3 separate regions of the Mus musculus genome follow, and regions 1 and 3 are each linked to region 2. A link is a loop called in an ENCODE intact Hi-C map of the cell type or tissue named here. Cell type or tissue: heart. All regions are shown on one strand. Each heading gives the region's core, and the rest is flanking DNA. Links, peaks and the distances in the headings are about the cores only.

The links. Peaks named below come from ENCODE experiments on the same cell type or tissue, not always from the same donor. Only the 100,000 strongest peaks of a DNase experiment are listed, where the experiment ranks them.
Region 1: a loop joins it to region 2, with 4 times the contacts of the local background. A loop is called at or near these places in 16 of 42 quality-filtered maps.
Region 3: it touches region 2 in a loop (2.4-fold over the local background); 3 of 42 quality-filtered maps call a loop at or near these places.

Annotation. Positions count from the first base shown.
Region 1 is chr7:80,685,311-80,691,772 of GRCm38, forward strand. It overlaps Crtc3 (CREB regulated transcription coactivator 3), which reads right to left and starts at 3,567. Exons shown (of 15, transcript NM_173863.2): 1 at 3,297-3,567. The coding sequence starts at 3,428. In heart, for the core only: CTCF peaks have their summits at 2,812 and 3,406; DNase peaks (open chromatin) are centred at 2,911, 3,581 and 4,151; H3K4me3 peaks cover 2,397 bases; H3K27ac peaks cover 1,919 bases.
Region 2 is chr7:80,381,730-80,389,860 of GRCm38, forward strand. It overlaps Fes (feline sarcoma oncogene), which reads right to left and starts at 6,217. Exons shown (of 19, transcript NM_010194.2): 1 at 6,108-6,217; 2 at 5,393-5,614; 3 at 5,082-5,255; 4 at 2,462-2,558; 5 at 2,105-2,288; 6 at 1,540-1,677; 7 at 1,341-1,460; 8 at 1,082-1,204; 9 at 792-978; 10 at 584-667; 11 at 1-81. The coding sequence starts at 5,605. Furin (furin (paired basic amino acid cleaving enzyme)) reads right to left here. Exons shown (of 16, transcript NM_011046.3): 16 at 7,465-8,131. In heart, for the core only: a CTCF peak has its summit at 4,662 (motif pointing right); DNase peaks (open chromatin) are centred at 4,722, 4,882, 5,432 and 6,292; H3K4me3 peaks cover 1,930 bases; H3K27ac peaks cover 2,042 bases.
Region 3 is chr7:80,532,601-80,539,062 of GRCm38, forward strand. Blm (Bloom syndrome, RecQ like helicase) reads right to left here and starts at 2,519. Exons shown (of 22, transcript NM_001042527.2): 1 at 2,443-2,519. In heart, for the core only: a CTCF peak has its summit at 2,511; DNase peaks (open chromatin) are centred at 1,961 and 2,601; H3K4me3 peaks cover 2,306 bases; H3K27ac peaks cover 1,870 bases.

The DNA of each region.
Region 1 (6,462 bases), core at 1-5,000, 300 kb after region 2:
TCTCTGCTAGCTGGGCATGGTGGTGCACACCTGTACTCTTAACACTCAGGAGGCAGAGGTAGGAAAATCTCTGAGTTCGAGGCCAGCCTTGTCTACAGAGAAAATTCCAGGACAGCCAGAGAAACCCTGTCTTGAAAAAAACCAAGCCAAACCAAACAAACAAAACCTTTCACACTGTTTCTGAGGAAGCTGAAGCAAGCAACCTGGAAAAAAAAATTCTCCAAAATCTAGGGCCGTGGTTCTCAACCTTCCTAATACAGCAACCTTTTAATAAAACTCCTTATATTGTGGTAACCCCAAACCGTAAGAGTACTTCATTGCTACTTCCTAACTGTAATTGTGCCACTGTTGTGAATTGTAGTGCAAAACTCTGATCAGCCACGTCTGTGGGACTCCTGACCCACAGGTTGAGAACCGCTAATCTAGACCCTCAGTAGTGTTCAAGTCAGTCCCAGTGACTGGCCGTGATAACGTGAGCAGCTGAAGCTCCACACAGGCTAAGAAGAAATGTTATCTAGATCACTGCAGTGCCTGCCCATCAGTTAACATGCCTGCTGTAAGCAGTAAGCAAAGTCAGTACACTGGTCACCCAATCACCCTCTGCCAACTACATGGACGATTCTCCAAATGAGAGTGCACAAACACTTGAGGACCCAGGAGTTCTTTATGAGAAGTGTTTCATTCTGTGACTTCTGTGGGGAAATAAGCCTTTAAAATACTAAAGGAGCAGGGCTGGAGAGATGGCTCAGCGGTTAAGAGCACTGGCTGCTCTTCCAGAGGTCCTGAGTTCAAATCCCAGCAACCACATGGTGGCTCACAGCCATCTGTAATGAGATCCGATGCCCTCTTCTGTTGCGTCTGAAGAGAGCTAAAGTGTACTCATATACATAAATAAATTAAGAAAAAAAACCTAAATAAGCAAAAATTCCCTGGGCACACTCAGGGCTGTCACAAGTGTCTGTTCAAACACAATGGGACCCATTGGTCAAGGAGAAAACACAGGCTGAACTAACATGCAAATGACTCCCTGGCCCAGGTACAGGGCAAAATGGCATAAGTTTGTAGTAATTTGTAGTAATTAGCAGAAATAGCAACTGGATTAGCCTATAAGCCACAGTTGATCAGGTTCATTAAATTCAACATATCACATAGAGACCCCAAGTTCAGTGCATCAGAATAGCATTTCTCATACTACATGAAATTTGACTTGGATTTATGAATTTGTAACCTTGAGTTATTGCACACATAAATGTTTTGGTCTATGAGTGTATAGACGCTCTACCTAGTGAACTATATACACAAGATTATGTGCAAACACACATGAGTAAAATCAAAACTATATGAACACTAAGGATCTAGGAGGACCTGTTTTTAAAAATCTGACCCAGATCTGATGGTGCATGTCTGTGATCCCAGCATTAATGAACTAAGGAAAAGGGATGTCGAGCTAGAAGCCAGCCGAGCTACAGAGCACAAAAATAATCTGGGGGCTGGAGAGATGGCTCAGAGGGTAGGAGCACTGACTGTTCTTCCAGAGGTCCTGAGTTCAAATCCCAGCAACCACATGGCTCACAACCATCTGTGATAGAGATCTGACACCCTCTTCTGGTATGTCTCTTCTAAAGACAGCCACAGTGTACTTACATATAATAATAAATAAATCTTTAAAAAAACATTTAAAAATAATCTGTATATCACTCATGACCTCAGCACAAAGGATGATTTAAAGGGGGCCTCAAAATCGCATGAGCGACTGGACCAACTCTAGCTATACAGACACATAGAGCACATGTATGTGTGCATAAAGTCTGCCTTGTAACATCAACACAGGCCTTACACTAATCCATGGCTTTTACCCACACCTCTTCAATACATCCGAAGCTTGTCAGGCTCAGTCTAATCAAGGTCACAAAATGTCAAGGCCTTAGATGCCAACCTGTAAGCAGTATAACTGCTCAGGGCATAAGGACATTTTTTTCCTTGAAATTTTCAGCCTTCTATACAGAAGGCTGTATCTATCTGTATCCTGTATCTATCTCTTATCTCTCATATATTCCTTTTTTTCTTCTTCTTCCTTCAGTGCATGGAGAATGGAAGTTCAGAAAGCAGTCCACTTTGCCCTTACTGATGAGTGGTCTCGGTGTAGGGGGCTGTAACAGTGAGCCGTGTAAAGTGTATTATAGCAAGAAAGAGTTCACACTCCACTTGAGGGAAGTAACACTCAAGATTGTTTCCAAGTCTCTTAATTTTAAAGTAAGTCCGTTTAGTTTATGCTATACATTTATGTTAGTTTAGTTTATGTTAAATTTATGTTAAAAGAAAAAACTCCCAATTTAAACCCTAGCAACAGATTTTAGTTTTCTTGTTTTTGTTTTTCAATCCCAAACACTATGGTGGCCAAAATAGAATACGCTTGCACCTTGGGAAGCAGGGAAACAACCAGCTTGCAATCTGCTCACACGTCTGCTTCCAGCTGTCCACCCCCAGCATCTTCCTAGCCTCCCCCATCTGACAATGTGCCTTCAAGGCCAGCACTCAGAATCCTCAAGGCTGCCCACTCACGTTGACCCTCTGCAGTCTACACAGACACTCCTGCCGTCTCCATCCCCTGCCGTCCGCTCCAGTTGTCTAGCCTCCCAGGTGTTTGTTCCGACTCGCTCTTACTCATTCCTCTGGGTCCCTCCGCAGTCACCATCTGCGCTAGGCACCCTGTCAGTTCTCACTAAATATCTGATGCTGAGCAAATGCACCGGACCACGGAAAGCACCTCCAAGAGGCGAAGGAGGGAAAGCCACGGAATCTCAACGTGGTACCAAGGCCCCCTGCCACTCAGGGGCCAGCCGTCGATTCGCTTGTGCGTGCACCAAGTCTTCCCCTCGGGGAGGATGTGCGACCCTCCGGCCCCCGAGGCCTTCTACGCCGACAGTCAAGGGCTCGCTGGCCGTGGGTGTCCACGGAGAAGCCGCACCGCCCGAACCAGGCGTGCCTCGGTCCGGCCTCTGAGCTGCAGCTGCGTGCGATTTCCTCTCGGGGTCATCCTCCCGCTTAGGCCGCCCGGCCCCGCTGCCCGCCTCCCCGGGCTCGGCCGTTTCCAGCTCAACGCACCGAGGCCCGTCCACCGAGATAGCAAGCCGCATTCGGTGTCGCCAGGCCGGCCAGAGCCGAGGCCGCGGCCGCCCCGGCCCCACTCCCCACCCGCGGCCCCCGCCCGGCTCCGCCGCCGCCGCCTCGGCCCGGCGACCTCTTCCCCGCCGCGCGGACCCGCCCGCACCGCTCGCGCCGGCCCCGGAGCTCACCCGGGACAGGGTGAGGTCGGTCATGAGCTGCTCGAAGGCCCGCGTCTCCTCGGCCTGCCGCTGCGTGTGCAGGGCGATCTTCTCACTGAACTTCCGCGGGTTGGCGCTGCCCGAACCGGGCGAGGCGGCCATGGCGCGCGCCCGGCGCTAGCGGGCTAGGCACACGGCAGGCGCGGGGTTCCGCTGCTCGGCCCACCCGGTCTGTCCGCAGGCCGCCCAAGCCGCCGCCCGAAACCTGTCCTCCGGCGCGACCCGGCAGAGGAGCCGCCGCGGCCCCAGAGCCAGCGAGCGGCCGGGAGCGCGCCGAGGTCCGCCCCCGCGCGGCGGCTCCGCCCTCGGCGCGGCCCGCCCGGCCTCCGGGCCCCGAAGCCCGGCCTCCCAGCCGGGGAGCTCGACCTCCGGCGAGCCGACCGAGGGCTGAGCCCACGGTCCCCAGCCTGCTTCGGGACTTCTCACACCTATATCACGTCTGTAAAGTTAAGCTGCACCAATGTGTGAGAGCCGCTGGGTACCACTGCCCAGTGTGGATGTGTACATATGTATATGTGCATGCAGGCACCCACGGAGATCACACTAATCTAGGAACCAAACACGGGTCTTTGCCTCTGTAAGAGCTGTTTGTACTCTTAACTGAGCCATCTCTCCCATCCGTTCAACTTCGCTGGTAAAACAGCAAGTGGCCTCGTCAGGCTTCCCCCTTTTTAGCCCAGAAGCTGCTTCCAACATAATTGTACACCAAGATGTCCTGGAGAGTGTTGAGCATGACTGTGTTCTGTGAATTAGGACGTATTAGCGACATGAGGAGAAATACGGAAAATAACAACAACGCCCACGCACCTCATGATTAAACCATCAAAACATTTTTGCAGAGCCTGGGGACGGTGTTCAGCTGTAGAGCGCTTGTGTGACAAGCCCTAGGCCTTGGGTTTGATTCCAACACTGCAAATAAAATTTAAAAGGCATTTTGGGGCCAGCTAAATGACTCATGTGGAAGGAGATAACTGACTCCTGAGACTTGTCCTTTGGCCTCCACACTCAGGCTGTAGCAAGCACATACCTAGACACACATACACAATAAGACTTTTTAAAAATCGTTTTGCTTCATATGCTTGGAGTTTATTTAAAAAAAAAAAAAAAAGAACCCCACCTCATTCTTTGTCTCCATAAAAAGTAACTATGTTGGTAGTGATGTCTAACACTACTGTTCATTTTTTCAAAATTAACATATACTTATTATTCTGTTCTTCCTTTTATTGTGTATGATTTATTAATCCAGTTACTCTATGTGGGATAGGAAGTTTTATGTTTAAAATTTATACAAAAATGAGGCTGGGCATTATGGCAAGTGCCTGTAATCCTAGCAGTCAGGAGTTAGAGGCAGCAGGATCAGTAGTTCAAGGTCCTCCTTGGCTACATAATGAGAAGAAAGCCAGTCCAGACTGTATGATGACCTTGTCTCAAAAACAAAACCAAAAAGAATTTATAGACATGATGTGCAACTTTTGTATTTCCTGCAACTGTTTTTATATGTGTTGGTTTTTTACATTCATTCATTATTCATTTTGTGTGTGTGTGTGTGTGTGTGTGTGTGTACTCACATCCGCCAATAACTCAGGTTGGTGGCAGGCACATTTACCGACTTAGGGAGCTCACTAGTCCCTAGATTGTTTTGTTATAATTAGGCTTATGTGTCTGTTGTATTGTCCTACCCACCATGCTTTTTTTTCTTATTTTATATTTCTTGATTTTTATATGTATGTGTGTATGCTTGCATGCAATTATGTGCAGCATCTATGTATAGGGATCCTTGGTAGCCAGAAGGTGGCCTTAGTCCCCTGGAGCTGGAGTTACAGACGGTTGCTTGTGAGCTACCATCTGTACCATGTGGGTGCCGGGAACTGAACCTTGACCCTTTGCAAGAGCAGTAGGCACTCCTAACCACTGAGCCATCCCTCCAGTCCATCCATGCTTTTTCTTTACGTGTTGCCTTCTGCTTTTATGCCATACTGAGTTCATTTTCACACAGATGAGCCAGGCTGGACATGGTGTCATACATCTGAGATCTCACTACCTGGAGGGTGGAGGCAGGAAGACTGCAAGTTAAGGGTCATTCTGGGCCACTCTGTCTCAAAAAAAAAAAAAAAAAAAAAAAGCAAATGTGTTACTCTTTCAGAGAACCTGAGGTTGGTACCCAACACCCAAATTGGGCATTCACAGCCACCTGTCACTCTCTCTCCAGGGACTATGATAACTTTGCTTCCACAGGCACCTGCACCCAAGTATGCATGCCACACAGAGGCACATAGACACATGATTAAATGCAATCAAAATAAATCTTTAAAAAAAGAAGAAAACAAAAGAAAAATCTGGGCATGGTGGCACACACCATTTAATAACAGTACTTAGGAAGCAAAGGCTGCCGTTGGGTCTCTGTGAGTTGGAGGCCAGCCTGGTCTACAGAGTGAGTCAGCCCTCCTTCCCCACCACCTTAACAAACAAACAAACAAAACCAAATAAAGTAGGACTTTCTGGCTAGTTCGGGTAATAAAGGGGTTGCTGAGATGCCTGTTTGGAGGGCTGAGAGCAGACGCTGATGGAGCGCCAGGCTGCAGACAAGAGGCAGCAAAGGAACCATTCCCTCTCTTGAGATTGGAAGCCAGCTGGGAAAGCTGTCACTACACTGAGCTCCAAGCAGAGGCTCAGAAAACACACAGGAGGAGACTGTTCCCCACCCACAGTTTCATTTCCAAGGCTTCAATTATACTCCATCAACCGTAGTCTAAAAATATTAAGTGGGACATTTCCAAAAAATTCATAATTCATGAGTTTTTACATTGCTTGCCAATCTGAGCAGCATGATGAAACATTGTGTCGTCTCACAATGGGTGGGAGGGATCCACTAACCAAGCATACCGTGCCCTACAGACCGCCTGCCTGTGTGGTCACTTAGTAAGGTCTCTGGTAGTAGATCAACTATCAAAATAATGTACTTTCTTCACCTTTATTTCACCTAATTAAAAAAAAAAAAAGCCTCAACCAGGGACCAGCAAGGTGGCTCAGTGAGTAAAGGCACTGCCACCAGGCCTAACATCCTGAGTCTGATCCCCAGGATCCACATGCAAGAAGGACAGACCCGTTGGGCAGTGGTGGTGGCGCATGCCTTTAA
Region 2 (8,131 bases), core at 1,629-6,628:
CCGAGGGATAGCCCCGTGGTACCACAGCTGCTCATAGAGAGGCTTCTGCACCTCCGGCACGAGCTGCAGTGGTGGAGGGATCTGGGAGGAGCACGCAGGAGTCACTGGACTGGCTCAGAGCGGGAGAACCCTGGGCCAGCGTGGGGTTTCTCATATGCTCTTCTCCTTACAGCGACACTAGAGCGGCTGGCCTGGCTCAAGCTCGCTCTGAGCACAACCAGAATGGGAAGCTTAGGCTAGCAGATCCCAACCAAGTTAGTACTTTTCTCCTCTGAACCACGGGCCCCTCTGTCACTCCCAGAGCGGGCAGAGGAGTGGAGTAGCTCTGCAGCATACAGGGATGGCGAGGAGAGAACATGGGGGCTGGTAGGGCTCAGAGGTATCTGCAGCCTGGAACCCCAAGGAAGGAAAGGATGTCCCCTGACAACCCCCATCCCCTCACCCTCACCCCCGCCCCAGTGAAAGCCGTCTAGGCAGGCAGGTCCTTCTATGCAGGTGTGGAGGTCTAAGGAGCTTATCTGAGGCTCCTGGCCTGGCCTAACTAGATGGGCAGAGGTAGAGGCCCAGCCTTGGTACTACTCACAGAGAACTTGGGGCGGAAGATTCCGGAGAAGTGGCTTTTAAGGATCTCCAGTGTGGGTGTCCTTCCCCCCTCTCGCTCCTGCTCCTGAGGCCAGGGACAGACGTCAGCGAGTGGCCAGGCTTAGGGAGGGGGAGGGCAAAAATGAGGAGCACAGCCCCTGCAAGCAGGCTGGCAGGGGAGGGCATCGTCGTGGTAGGGCGCATCTCACCGTGGAGGAGGTGGAATGGCGGTCATCCTGAAGGAGCGGCACGGCTGGGGGCTCGCCCGTGCCGAGCTGCTCCATCTTGCTCTGCAGAAGTTCCTGCTGGGCCTGAAGCTTGTCCTGGCTGCACAGTGCTATCTGCAACCCTTGTATTGCCTCTTGCAGCATCTGCCTCTTGCTCAGAAGCTGCACCCTGCAGGCAGGAGCAGGGCAGAGAGAGGGTGGGTCTGAAGCTTGCGGCACCAGCAGAGGGGCGGGCGGGAGTCAGGAGGCTGCTGCCCGTGGGGCCTGCTCACCGTTCCCGGGGGTGGGTGTTCTGTTCCTCACTTTGGAGCTCACGCTGCAGCTGACTGACCATCTCCTGCCGGCTCAGCACCTCTTTGGTGGCCACAGCCAGTTCATCTGTCACAGAAGTCAGCCTGTACCCCAAGGGCAGGAGAATGAAAGCTGGGCCCCCACCACATGCACCCCAACAGAGCCAACCTAGCCTGGCCACCTGGCCAAGGGCTCCCTGCCCACACCCACACGTGGGTAGCGTGACAGAGGAGTACACACGTGTGTTGCACGCTCTCCAAGGTCAACTCGTTCAGCTGCAGCTCCCCTGGCTCCAGCTGTTCCCCGTCTTCAAGAAGCGACTCATCAAAAGTGACACAAGGTGGCACATCAGGGGTGGATCTGTGGGTGGACAAGGTCCTTCAGTGAATCCGTCAGAAGTCCTGGCGCTCAGGAGGCTCAAGGATAAGGACCAGCTCACCCATATTGTCGCAGGAAGCCTAGGTACTCAAACTCAGGCTGGATCCGAGCAGCAGCTGCAGCCAGCTCACGGTGAATGGATGCCACATCGTCCTGCACCAGACTGCTAATCTCCAGGTATTCCTGCAGGATGTCCTTCCTGCATTGCCCCCCACCCCATAGAGCCACTGAGTCAGAGGACCTCAGGCTAGGCAAGAAGGCTAGCTCAGCCTAGGGCAACACTTCCGGAACAATTCTAGGGTGACCCCCCCCCACACACACCTTAGCTCATATGCAAGTGAGTAACTTTAGGCAAATAAATCATTTAAGGCCGCCCTGGCCTTCTGCTTCCTGATAGGATAGTAGGTATACTGGCAGTGGTAACAGAACCACTGAGATTCTGTGGGTAGGGCCTGGTACACAGGAAGTACTCTGGAACTAGGTCCCCAATAAATGTATAAGGCAGTAATGTGCTGCTGACCCCCAAACCCTGTCTCCCCAAGGCTTAGCACCGCCACCCCTCCCCCACTGCCCAGTTCCAGCCTTCTGTTCTACTGTTGGTTAGACAGCACCGGGACTGCGCTTACAGAATGCCCGCCATCTCCTCGTGCAAATCCTGCAGTGACTGCAGCAGGCCAGGCAGCATGAACCGGTGGTGGTGGTGGTGGTGCAGCTGTGCGGCCCTCACACCCAGGACGTAGCGGTTGTGGTGGGCAAAGAGCTTCCACAGGCTCCGGACATACTTGTCTTTGGCCTTGTCTCGATCCTTGTCTGCCAGGTGAGAGGTGAGAGGGAGGGAGGGAGAGTGGGAGTGGGCGCGCATATACCCATGCTCAGGGCATGGGGTTGGTATCCCAGAGGCCTAAGGAGCAGCCCCCACTCCCTGGGCACTAGCTATAGGTCTACTAGACTGGGTTTTCTCCCTGCCAGGAAGAAGAGCGAACCTTTGCTGGCTTCCTGGTACTTGCGCCTGGCCTGGGTGCTATCTCGTACCAGGGTCCGGTACTGAGTCTTCAGCTTCTCAATGTCCTGGCTGTGGGTCTGGAAGGAAAAGGGAGGTCAGGGCGCGGAGGCAGACCCTTACGCCTGGGGCAATCACATCTGAGGCAAGGTCCTGCCGCCCAGGCTGTCAGGTTAGAGGAACTCATCCTTCCCAGGGAGTCTGGAGACTTGTGGGGAAGGGGGCTGCTAAGGTCAGGGTCAGAGGAGCTGCTGAAGGAGGCAGGAAAGAATTCGGGACAGGCTCCTACTATCCTTCCTGGTGGCAGATATGTAGATTCATATGACCCTATAGTCAAAAAAAAAAAAAAATTCCGCCGGGCCCCTGAGCCATCGCCCAGTCCCTGGTTTTCTGCCTTTGAAATGTATTCATGATGCGGAAGGGTGGTGGTGGTGCACGCCTTTAATCCCAGTACTCGGGAGACAGAGGCAAGCAGATTTCTGAGTTTGAGACCAGCCTGGTCTACAAAGTGAGTTCCAGGACAGCCAGGGCTATACAGAGAAACCCTGTCTTGAACCCCCCCCCCCCAAAAAAAACCTCCTTAGGCTTGGTTATCATATTGAAATTCTTTTCCTTCTCATAATTTTTTTTTTTTGAGGTAGGGCCTCACTACCTCAAGACTATTCCAGGCTTACCCAGGACCCATTCTGTAGCCCAGGCTGGCCTCAAATTTGTCACAGTCCTATCTCTGGAATGCTGGGATTACACACATGAGCCACGACACTCAAGTTCACACTGAGTTACTATTTTATTTTAAAATTTTGTTCCATTTATGTATATGTGGTTGTATGTATGTACAGGAAGGCATGCCCACCAAAGCCAGAAGAGGCTGTCAGATCTCTGGGAGCTAAAGTCATAGGTATTTGTAAGCTTTGTTTGGTGTAGGTATTGGGATCTGAATTCTGATCCTCTAAAAAAGAGTAAACATTCTTAACACTAAGCCCTACAAAATCATGCTTGTGTGTGTGTGTGTGTGTGTGTGAGTGTGAGTGTGTGTATGTGAGTGAGAGTGTGTGTGTGTGTGTGAGTGTGTGTGAGAGAGTGTGTGTGAGTGTGTGTATGTGTGTGTGTGAGAGAGAGTGTGTGTATGTGTGTGTGTGTGAGTGAGAGTGTGTGTGTGAGTGTGTGTGTGAGAGTGTGTGTGTGAGTGTGTGTATGTGTGTGTGTGAGAGAGAGTGTGTGTGAGTGAGAGTGTGTGTGTGTGTGTGTGAGTGTGTGAGTGAGAGTGTGTGTGAGTGTGTGTGAGAGTGTGTGTGTGAGTGTGTGTATGTGTGTGTGTGAGAGAGAGTGTGTGTGAGTGTGTGTGTGCTATGGTGCACATGTAGAAGTGTCAGAAGACAAGGTGCAGGAGCTGGGTCTCTCCTTACTGTGAGTCCCAGGGACCAAACTCGGGTTGTCAGGCAAGGCAGTAAATCAACCTTCACACACCGAGCCGCCTCGCTAGCTTTTTGTTTTGTTTTGTTTTGTTTTGTTTTGTTTTGTTTTGTTTTGTTCTGGGCAAGTTCCCCTGCTCTATAGCCCAAGACAGTCTGCAACCTATGGCAATCCTCCTGCCTCTATTGATTGAGTGCAAGGATTATAGACCACCATACACTTGTCTTTTACCTTAACTTCCAACATTTTTATTTTGCTCAGAGCCCTGCACAGTATGTTCCTGGTAGTAGGAACAGCGGGTGGTGGCCCAAGACTGGAATGCTCAGCCCAGTTCTCTTGCTTGGATGCTGGGACAAAATGTGCAAGCTTCATTTGGCTTCTTTGAATCTCAGGTTCCCCATCTGTAACTGATTGAATCCATAGACTTTGCCAGTCTTTTTTTTTGGGGGGGGTATGTTTTTGAGACAGGGTTTCTCTGTGTAGCTCTGGCTGTCCTGGAACTCACTCTGCAGACTAGGCTGGCCTCTAACTTGGAGATCAGTTTGCCTCTGCCTCCCAAGTGGTAGGATTAAAGGCGTTCACCACCACTGCCTGGCAACTTGGAAAGTCTTAAAGAGCCAGCTAGTATATATTTCGAGCATGTAGGTCATAGAGTTCTGCAGGAATTACTCCATTCTTTCGCTGAAACATAGGATCCCAAACGATGGGAGGACAAATGAGCATGAAACCCTTAACTAGAATTGAGTTAGGAAAGTCTGGGAAGGCGGACCACAAGAGGGCGCTGTGGGTCCATGGTAGGACCCAGCTCTGTGGCAATGAGGGGTGTGGTACTGGGAGATTGACCAGTGAGTGAATTGGGGAGAGAGGCACCCAGAGACAAAGCAGCTGCCTGTAACCCAGCCTGTAGCTGAAGAGCTGCTGGGACTCAGACCAGGGCAGGATTCGGCCTCTGGGGCCCTGGCGGGGTCCACTCTAAGCACACTTGCCCCCCCCCCCCAAGTCCCTCACAGTGGCTCAACAGGCCCTGTAGCAAGTTAGCCAAAGTTGTGAGAGGAAAGGAGGAAGCTGCAGCGGCAAGGCCACACAGGCCATCCTGGAGCTGGGCCTGCGGTCAGTGACTTCTGCTTCCCTAAGCACTCTTGTGTAAAACTGCACCTTATTGCGACAGCGTCCTCTGGGTGCCCGCCTACCTTGGTGAGCTCCTGCTGCAGCTGCTGCCACTGCTCGTTGTACGTCTTTCTCAGGTGCTGCCGCTCCCGGATCAGCACGCTCAGTTTGCTCAAGGGCCCCGAGTTCAGATCTTCTGCATGCTGCCGCAGCACCCGGCTCAAGTTCTCGGTCTGGCTTGTTATCTCTGCCCAGGACTACAGCACATTGTGGGATAGGGAAATGGGAAGAACAGGGCAATGGCCCGCAAGCCTGGGTTTGCATCCTTTCCAACCCCACCTCTAAGCGGGGAGGTGATGAGGGCAAGTGAATGGGAGAGCTCACGGAAGCTCACCTGGCTGACAGGGCTGTCGGGGCCGCTGCTCCAGCTCTGGCCTCCGCTGTCCTGCAAGGACATGTGGTGAAGCAATCCTGCATATTCCCGGTCACTCTTGACCCTCTGGGCCATCCACTTCCTCATGCCCTCCAATAAGCGCAGCTCAGCTTCCTGCATCTGCTGCACTGCCCCGTGGCCCTGGGGGCTGCACAGCTCTGAAGAGAAGCCCATAATGGTGTCCTGGGGACAGAAACCGGGTCATTCAGTGGAGACAAAAGAAGCGGCTGGTGATGGAAGATGAGGCTACGGTCGAAGAGGGCTGCGGGCGGGACATGGGTGGGGTTCTGCTTAGAAAAAAAAAAAAAATACCAAGAGGTGCAGAGAGCAGCCTGGACTGGGGCTGGCCCTTCTGCTTCCGATGTACTAGACTAGATTTCAGAGCCAGTGGTCCTGTTTCCAGGAACCAGACTGGAGGTCCCTAACAGGACCCTTCCCCCACACCATTCCTGGGTGTTACCGACTCCTGCCCTGCCCAGGGCCTTCAACAGTGCTGGACTGCGGCCTCCGGGAGCCACCGAAAAAAAACCCTATCACTGGGCTTTCCTGCTCTTCCCAAGATCCTAGCCCCACCCCCATCAGGTTTCAGGTTCCCAGAACACCCGCCTGGCCCCTTTCCGGTGCCCAGCCCTGCCCGTGTTCCACATAAACTCCTGGATCTCGAAGGTGGAGTTACCTTTCTCGGGCAGCTGCTCCTGGGGTAGGTGGCGGTGGACCGACTAAGGCCCAGAATCTGCCGGGCCAGTTCCTGATTCCTGCTTCCTCCTCCGTGGTTTCAGTTGCCCTAGGCCGCGGGGCGGGTCCACTATAGGGAAGAGAGAGCACAGCCCACCCCCCCATCCTGCTCCCCACTCTGCGTGCCCTGGGCCACAGCCTACAGCGACAGCTCAGCCACGGAAACGGAAGGGAGGAGGAGGCCGGCAAAGAATGGCCATGCGAAGAGTGGCCTGTGAACCAGGCACTCTCCAGGGTCCCGCGAACGCGGGGGAAGGAACCCAAAATGCAGTGGGGATGGACTCAAGGTGAGGCCTCAGGCAGGGTGTTGGGACCCCCGGGGCACCCAGGGTGTGTGGACTAATGTGAATCCTGACAGCGTGCTAGGGTGCCAGGGGGACATAGAGGAAGGAAGCCTAATCCTGTCCCTCCTCTGGATTCCCTAAGGAGACCTCAGGCGCCAGCCACTATTTGCATATAAAATCTCCAAGTCAAAATCCTAAGCAGAGGCCTGCTTCTCGGGCCCGGGTTCCGGTAGCACCCTTTCTCTCAGGCAGGGCGTTGAGTCTCAGTGGCAGCCTGGGCCAGCGTGGGGTATAGAACTGAGGAGAAATTATTTCCCCATGAGGGACTCAGGTTCCCCCAGCCATTCAATCCTGGTTTGCTGGGGTTTTTTTTGTTTGTTTGTTTTGTTTTTTCTTTTATTTTGAGAAAGGGTCTCTCTGTGTAGTCCTAGAACTTGCTATGTAGATCAGGCTGGCCTCAGATGAAGAGATGCCCTGCCTCTGCCTCCCAAATGCTGAGATTAAAGGTGAGCTCGGCTAGCTGTGATAAACACCAGAACTGAAAGCAGCCTGGAGAGAGAGATTGTCTGATTTAAGGATTAGAGTCCACCACCAAGGGAAGTCAGGGCTGGAGCTGAAACAGGAACCACGGAGGACACTGCTCGCTGGCCACTTGCTTTCACAGGCACCCCAGGATCTTTGTATGGGAAGGTAGACACCCCCAGTACACCGGGCCTTTCCACATCAGCCAGTATCAAAATGCTCCACCGACTTGCCCACAGGCCAATCCAATGGAGGCAACTTCTCAACTGAAGCTTCTCTTCCCAGGTGACACTAGCTTATGTCATGATAAAACCAAGGAGCACACAGATCTGGGTTCACTCAGGATCCCCTCAGACCTCAGCAGTGGAAGCCCTAGACCTCTTAGAGGCATTTAAGCCTTCTGACTTAAGCCAAACTGGCCCCTAGTTCCCACCCTTCCCCAGTCAAACAGCTAAGGGTCCCGAGAAGAGCTATAGACACTGGAGACCGGGCTTGGTTTGCATAGTCTGCACGTTTAATCACTTTAAAACCTCTAACATTATCTCGTGTCCATTAAATAGAACCAACAATGCCAGGCCTGTTTAAATTACAAGGAAAAAAAAAATCACTGTGCACCAACCCAGCATCTTACAAAACCAGCCTGGATGGCCGTGAGGGGTGGGCAGGAGAGCAAGGGGCACCCCTGGACAGGTAGGCTGGGTACTGAGAAGGGCTAAGGAAAAGAAAATGGGGGGGGGGGAGCCCAAGTGGGAGGGGACTGATTGTCCTAATGGGAAGGGTGCAAAAGGCACATCAGAAGAGGGGGTTTGGGGGGCATCATAGGCCAATGCTTTCTCCACCAGGGCACAGTGTTAGAAAGGGCTTGGTGGTGCCACCTGCCCACCCCTGGCACTTGGAGAGCCAGCGACCCATAAGCCCTTGGCACAACCCCATTTGAAACAGATGATGTCAGCCTACCCCTCCCACCACAACCCCCTTTCTTAGAGCCCACCGGGCTGGCCTGCCTCTTCAGGACATGGGGCTTAGTTATTCCCTATACCCCAGGGCTGGGCAGCCATGGGAAGGGCAGGGTGGGTGTGGGCATGAGAAGGTCAAGGGTCCAGCTGCTACCCCCATTAAAAATACAAAAAAAAAAAAAAAAAAGAATCAGCATCTAAAG
Region 3 (6,462 bases), core at 1-5,000, 150 kb after region 2:
AGGCTGAAGCAAGGATAGCCAGGTCACAGCCAACCTGAGCTATATAATAAAATCTTGTCTCAAAAACCAAGAGCTGATGGTATAGTTCACAGTTAGAGTGCTTGTATGCTACACAGAATACTAAACTAAAAAATGTGAACCACTCAAGTATGAGTACACTGTAAACAATTACCTAAGAAAAATCTATTATAGCCTATTTTATAACTAAAATGTGTTAAGAACTTGTGAAAAAAACAAAAACAGGACCATTCGGTTGGCTTAGGCAGTAAGACTGCTGGCCAAGCCTGAGAACCTGATTCGAATCCCCTGGCCCCACACGATGGCAGAGAACTGCAAGTTGTTCTCTGATCCCATCAAGCTCACACACAAATAAAAAATACTGTTAAAGTTTTGTTATGAGTCAGGCAGTAGTGGTGCACACCTTTAATCTCAGCGCTCAGAAAGCAGAGGCAGGCAAATCTCTGAGTTCAAGGCCTGGTCTACTGAGTAAATTCCAGGACAGCCGGAGCTACACTGAGAAACCCTGACTCAAAACCACCCCCAAAATAATATTAATAATAACAAAAACAATAATAGCCAGAGTGACAGAAAGACATTATAAATGTAATGAGCATTTTAATGTTTGTTTTGGGTTTTGGAGACAGGGTCTCATATAGTCTAGACCGGTCTCAAATTTACTATGCACCCGAGGAAAACTTTCAACTTCTGATCCTTCTGTCTCCACCTTCTATGTGTGTGTGGATTATAGGCTTGCTCTGGGAGGTAGCTTGCTTCTAAGATAGTCTTTATAAAGCTGCTCTTAACTTTCCATTCTCCTGTCTCATTCAAAGTGCCAATTGGGGTCATAGGTGTGAACCACCAAAATTCCTAGTGGCAACTGATCTTATTCTACAGGAAAGCAAGATACTCAAAGGCTTTTAGGCACAAAATTATACAGATAATTTTTCAATTACTTTGAACCTGGTAAGACAGAAAAGGCCTGGGAAGATGGCTCAGTCAGTAAACTGCTTGTAGTATGAACATAGGGACCTGATTTCAGATCTCCAGAACCCACTTAGAAAGTCAGGAGTGGTAATGTGCATCTATAATGCCAGTCCTGGGAGGCTTGCTAGTTTAATCAGTAAGTTCCAGGTTCAGTGAGACTGCCCCAAACACTAAGATGGAAGACAACTGCAGAAGGTACCTCTGGTCTTCTTGCACATTAACACACACACACAAACATGGACAAGAACATACTCCTATCTCCATTCCTGACAAAAGGTAAAAATTTAGAAAATAGAGCATGTCCCTCAACCAAGTTTAAGATGCTACATTCTGTCCAGCAGTGGCAGCCATTGCCTTTAATTCCAGCACTCAGGAGGGAAAGGCAGTGGAATCAGGGTTCGAGGCCAGCCTGGTCTACAGTGGGCTACACAGAGAAATCTGTGAGTCTCTTTTGCAGAAGTACATATTTCACAGTATATACACTTTAAATAACAGGGATGGTGACATGGGTCTGTAACTCAAGCACTTGAGAGGTTGAGGCTGAAAAGATCATGGAGTCCAAAGTCACCCTCAGCTCTACAAGTTTGAGGCCAGACGGGACTACAAGATCCAAAACAAACAAACTGGTACTAAATCCCTATCTTGGGAACCTAAAAATCCCACTTCATCCAAGCAAAGTTAAAGTGACATCCAAACAGAATAGCAGTCAGGCTAACAAAATGTTGACTCAAGCCGGTGTGACGTCAACTCAGCACTGGATGGCTGAGACGGTGTGACGTCAACTCAGCACTGGATGGCTGAGACAAGTTCCTTCCAAGCTCAATTAAATGTATTACTCCCCAGGCGTCTGCCTCTCTCCTTCTCCTCCATCTTGTCATCTCTCGATCAGTCTTTCCCACCCCTACCCCTTGCTGAGGTAGGAGAGCTGTGTATTTAAAGGCGACACCGGAAGATGGCAGGTTCATCTCAGTCACCCTCACCCGGTAACCTATGACAGTTAAGAGGGACTGGGAGGAAGCCTGGGGCAGTGAGATAGGCTTCAGAGCTGGGCAGGTCCTATTCAAACCTCATCTGGCATCCAAGCCCGCGCGCCCTTTCGGCAAACGAGGTCTGAGCTCCTGCTTCTCCGATTAAAAACAGGGCACCTCCACCTCTTCTGGCGTCTCGAAAGCATGCATTGCTACGAGGGGTCGTTGCAGCACTACACAAACTACGGGAAGCAGATGAGCTAATTTCTCGCGTATGACAATCAAGGCCTTAAGGAAAGTGTGGACAGTGAGACTCGAGCCTCGGCCGCCTGACATGGCCTTTTCTGGGTCACCAGGTCTCTACTCCGGTCTGGGCTTCTCGCCACAAGCGAGGCTCGGAGAACCTGGGACGGATGACTGGTGAAATGGCCAAGGCCTCGGGCTCTGTTAGTCGGCGGAGCCACCGCAACCCAGCGCGCGCCGAACTCACCTCACTCAGGCTTACGTCGCGCCGGGCGGAACCACCATCCAAACTCCGCGCGCCGACACGGCCCTCCTGCGCCCCGCGCCGCACGCTCTGCGCGGCAAGAAGGATGATTCTGATTGGGTAATCCCTGAAGGATCTAACCAATACCGTGGCCTCTGGCTCCTGGCCCCGCCCCTAGAGCTGCTGGGGCGGTATCCCCCGAGCACGTACTACTAAAGCCCAATCCGAATGCAGCTGACCGGTCAGGTGATTATGGCAAACTACCTGGCTTCCGGCGTAGTAAGGCTTTGTTTTGTTTTTTGTTTTTTGTTTTCCTAGTGTAGGGAAAGGCGCCTGAAGCCCAGTCTGTGGCATGGTAGAGATTTTGTGATGTTTGAAGACAGCCGAGGCTTGCTAGTTCCGGTAAATCAGGCGAAGCGTCTGTGGGCCTCTTCTTTTGGATCTCACCCTCTATTCTTGTGAAACTTCGGCGGTTCTTCCACTGCTGACTGTCATTAATCGGTCGCAAGCTCAGATACTTCAGCTGGCATGCAGATGCCGAGGGTGAAGCTTCAGTTCTAGTGGGTAGCTTCCACCATGAATGCAGCCCGGTGATGCCTGATCTTCTATTTTTGTAACTTTTAGTTTTTTTGAGACCGGACCTTACATAGCCCAGGTTGGCCTCAAACCTCCACCAAATTGTGTAGGAGAAGCTGACCTTGAACTCCCGATCCACCTACTTACACTTCCCAAATACTAGGATTACATATTCCACCAAAGTGGGCTCTTGTTAATTTTTTTCTCTTCCAACCCTGTCATCTGTCCTTACCCTCTTTTTATTTTATTTATTTATTTATTTATTTATTTATTTATTTTGGTTTTTTGAGACAGGGTTTCTCTGTATAGCCTTGGCTGTCCTGGAACTCACTCTGTAGACCAGGCTGGCCTCCAACTCAGAAATCCACCTGCCTCTGCCTCCCAAGTGCTGGGATCAAAGGCGTATGCCACCACTGCCGGACCCTTTCCCTCTTTTAAGGAGTAAATTCAAACTGTTACAACAATATGGAAAACAGTACAAAGGATTTGAAAGATACTAAAAGTTACCTCATGACCCAGAAACATCTCCTCTGACATATACCCAAAGAAAATTAATAAATAACTTCCTAAAGCTATCAGCTTTCCCTTGTTCATTGCTGCATAATCCACAATAGCCAAGATATGAAAATAAGCTGTCAGGAGAAAGACGGGAAATGCACATCAGAATAGTAATTAGCCTGGTAAAAAGAACCAGATCTTTCCATTTAGGGACATTATGCTAAGTGAAATAAGCCAGACACAGTAAATTATTATTGCATGATCTTATATGTGGGATCTTTATAAAATTTAAATATTCATATCTAGAGAAAACTGGTGGAGAGTTGTGGGTTAGAGGACACATATAGTGAAAATACCTAGAGATCCAAAATACAATATGCAAGTTCTATATATTGCATTTGTGCTAAACTATTATGAGTTACAAAAACCAAGGAAGTATAGCTGCAGATGATGACTAGACTCATGTGTTTCATTATTGTAAATTTCTTACTATCTATATGTGTCTGCATCTTTAGGCATCCTGCTGACAAACTGATAAAATGTTTTTAAAGCTGCGTCTATGTAGCCCTAGCTAGCCTGTTACTTAATTATGTAGACTAAGCTGGCCTCAAACTTAGAGACATCTGCCTGCCTCTGCCTTCTGAGTGCTAGGAAGTGCAGGCATGCCTTGAAATTTCCTTCCTTCCTTCCTTCCTTCCTTCCTTCCTTCCTTCCTTCCTTCCTTTTTTTTCTCTTTTTCCCTTTTCTTTTTCCTTCCTTCCTTCCTTTCCTCCTCATTTCTTCTTTCTCTCTTTTGTTTGTTCTTTCTTTCTGAGACAGGGTTTCTTTGTGTAGTCTTGGCTGTCCTGAAACTCACTCTGTAGATCAGCCTCGCTTTGAACTCTGAGATCCACTTACCTCTGCCTCCCAAGTGTTGGCATTAAAGGTGGTTAACACAACTACCCAGCTATGCATTGAAATTTTAATGCCCTTGCCTTCCAAGGAGCATGCCTGCAGCACCAGACCCCAATAATTAAGCAGTTTTTAAATAGCAAATGGAAAAGCATACAGAATAGAGGTAAGAAGAAGATATGAACAATCTACCAAAAAGAGTAGAACCAACAACACTGGGACTCAAGTGGTCGCACCCAGGCAGTAAGTGTGATGCTCACAACTTCCTGAAGGAACACTTAGCTAAATGTGCCTGCATGTCACATTCTCCTTTTTCGTTTATCTTCACTTCTCTGTCCCTAGTCAAGTCATTGTGCTAGATGGGCCCTGAAGAACTACAATACATCTGGGCTCAGTCTGTCGAGAGGGACAATACATAAGTTAATATTCATAGTAGCAATACAAGTTAGCTGTGGTGGTGCATGCTTATAATTGAAACACTCGGGAGGCAGATGCAGGAAGATCTCCAATTTGAGGTCAGCCTGAGGTATGTAGCCAGACCCTGTCCCAAAACAAAACAGTACCAATCAATGTCATGAACATGCTAGCTCAAGTTATGCTATCACAACAGGGATGCAAATGCAGATGTGGAGGACCAGAAAAGACTGCAGAGAAGGTGCCCTGATCTGAGGGCAAGTGAAAGACCAGCACGCTTCCATGTAAGGCTTAAAAGTCATCTTATAGTAAAAACAAACTAGGTTCACTTCTGTTTATGATTCAGCCTCTGTTTCTCAATGTCCCTATGTCCCACCTATAAGTACACATGGTTCTGTACCGCCTATTCTAGGAATGGCAATCACATCTTCATTTCAGGAGGTCATTATAACTAGCTTGCTATGTGTATGTTCTGCTCCTGTAACCCTGAGTATTTTGCCCACCAAACCCCTCATTTGGAAACCCCCTACCCTGAGCTATAAAAGCCTGTCTTCCTCATATTCAGGGCTGATCTCTAAAATTCCAATTTAGGGTGGGACAGCCAGCTGATCAGTCTCGGGTGCACCTCTAAAATAAATGATGCTGCAGTTAGATGGTTGTAGGTTGGGTCTCTCTCCTCACACTTTTCAGACTTAACGGTAAGGCCAGGAAATCGGGGAAGGGTTACAGCTCAGTGGTAGAGCAGGAGCTTAGCTTAGCACAGAGAAGGCTCTGGATTCCACCTTCAGTACAACCTTCCTCAGAGCTCAGCAAGATAGAAAGACTACAAGGCAGCTTTGATGAAATGCAAGAAGATGGAGCTACAGAGCCAGACTCTGTCTCTACACAAAATGGTAGCAATCGAAGCCACGAACATGCTATCTCAGGTCACGGTATCAGCAGACCCTCCACATCTGCATATGCAGGATCACATCTGGGGGGACTTTGTGATAGTAAGAGTGGGTGATGAGAGGTTTGCCTGGCAACAGCATGTGTCTCAGAGAGAGAGAAAGAGAAAGAGGGGGGCGGGGTTCTACATCCACATAGTCCTTGGTTTCAACCAACCTTGAACTTTTTTTTTTTCATTTTTTTTTGTCTATGTAGTCCTGGCTGGCCTCAAACCCACAGAGATATGCCTGCCTTTGTCTTGTAGGTGCTGGAAGAGAAGGCATGCACCACCAAAACCAGACTGAATTTTCTTTTTAATGTTGTCTTGTTGTGTTGTTTTTTAAGCAGTACTTACAGCTGGATATGTCTGGTCATACTTGTACTCCCAGAACTCTGAGGTAGAATTGCCATGAGTATGAGACCAGCTTGGACTGCAGAGTGGAGGCCATGTCTCAAAACAAATTGAGGACAGAAAAGCCTCTAGCCGGGCGTAGTGGCGCACACCTTTAATCCCAGCACTCAGGAGGCAGAGGCAGGCAGATTTTTGAGTTCGAGGCCAGCCTGGTCTACAGAGTGAGTTCCAGGACAGCCAGGGCTACACAGAGAAACCCTGTCTCAAAAACCCAAAAAAAAAAAAAAAAAAAAAAAAGAAAAAGAAAAAGAAAAAGTAAAAAGAAAAGCCTCTAACCATCCATCCATCTTGTGTTAGGTATTGCA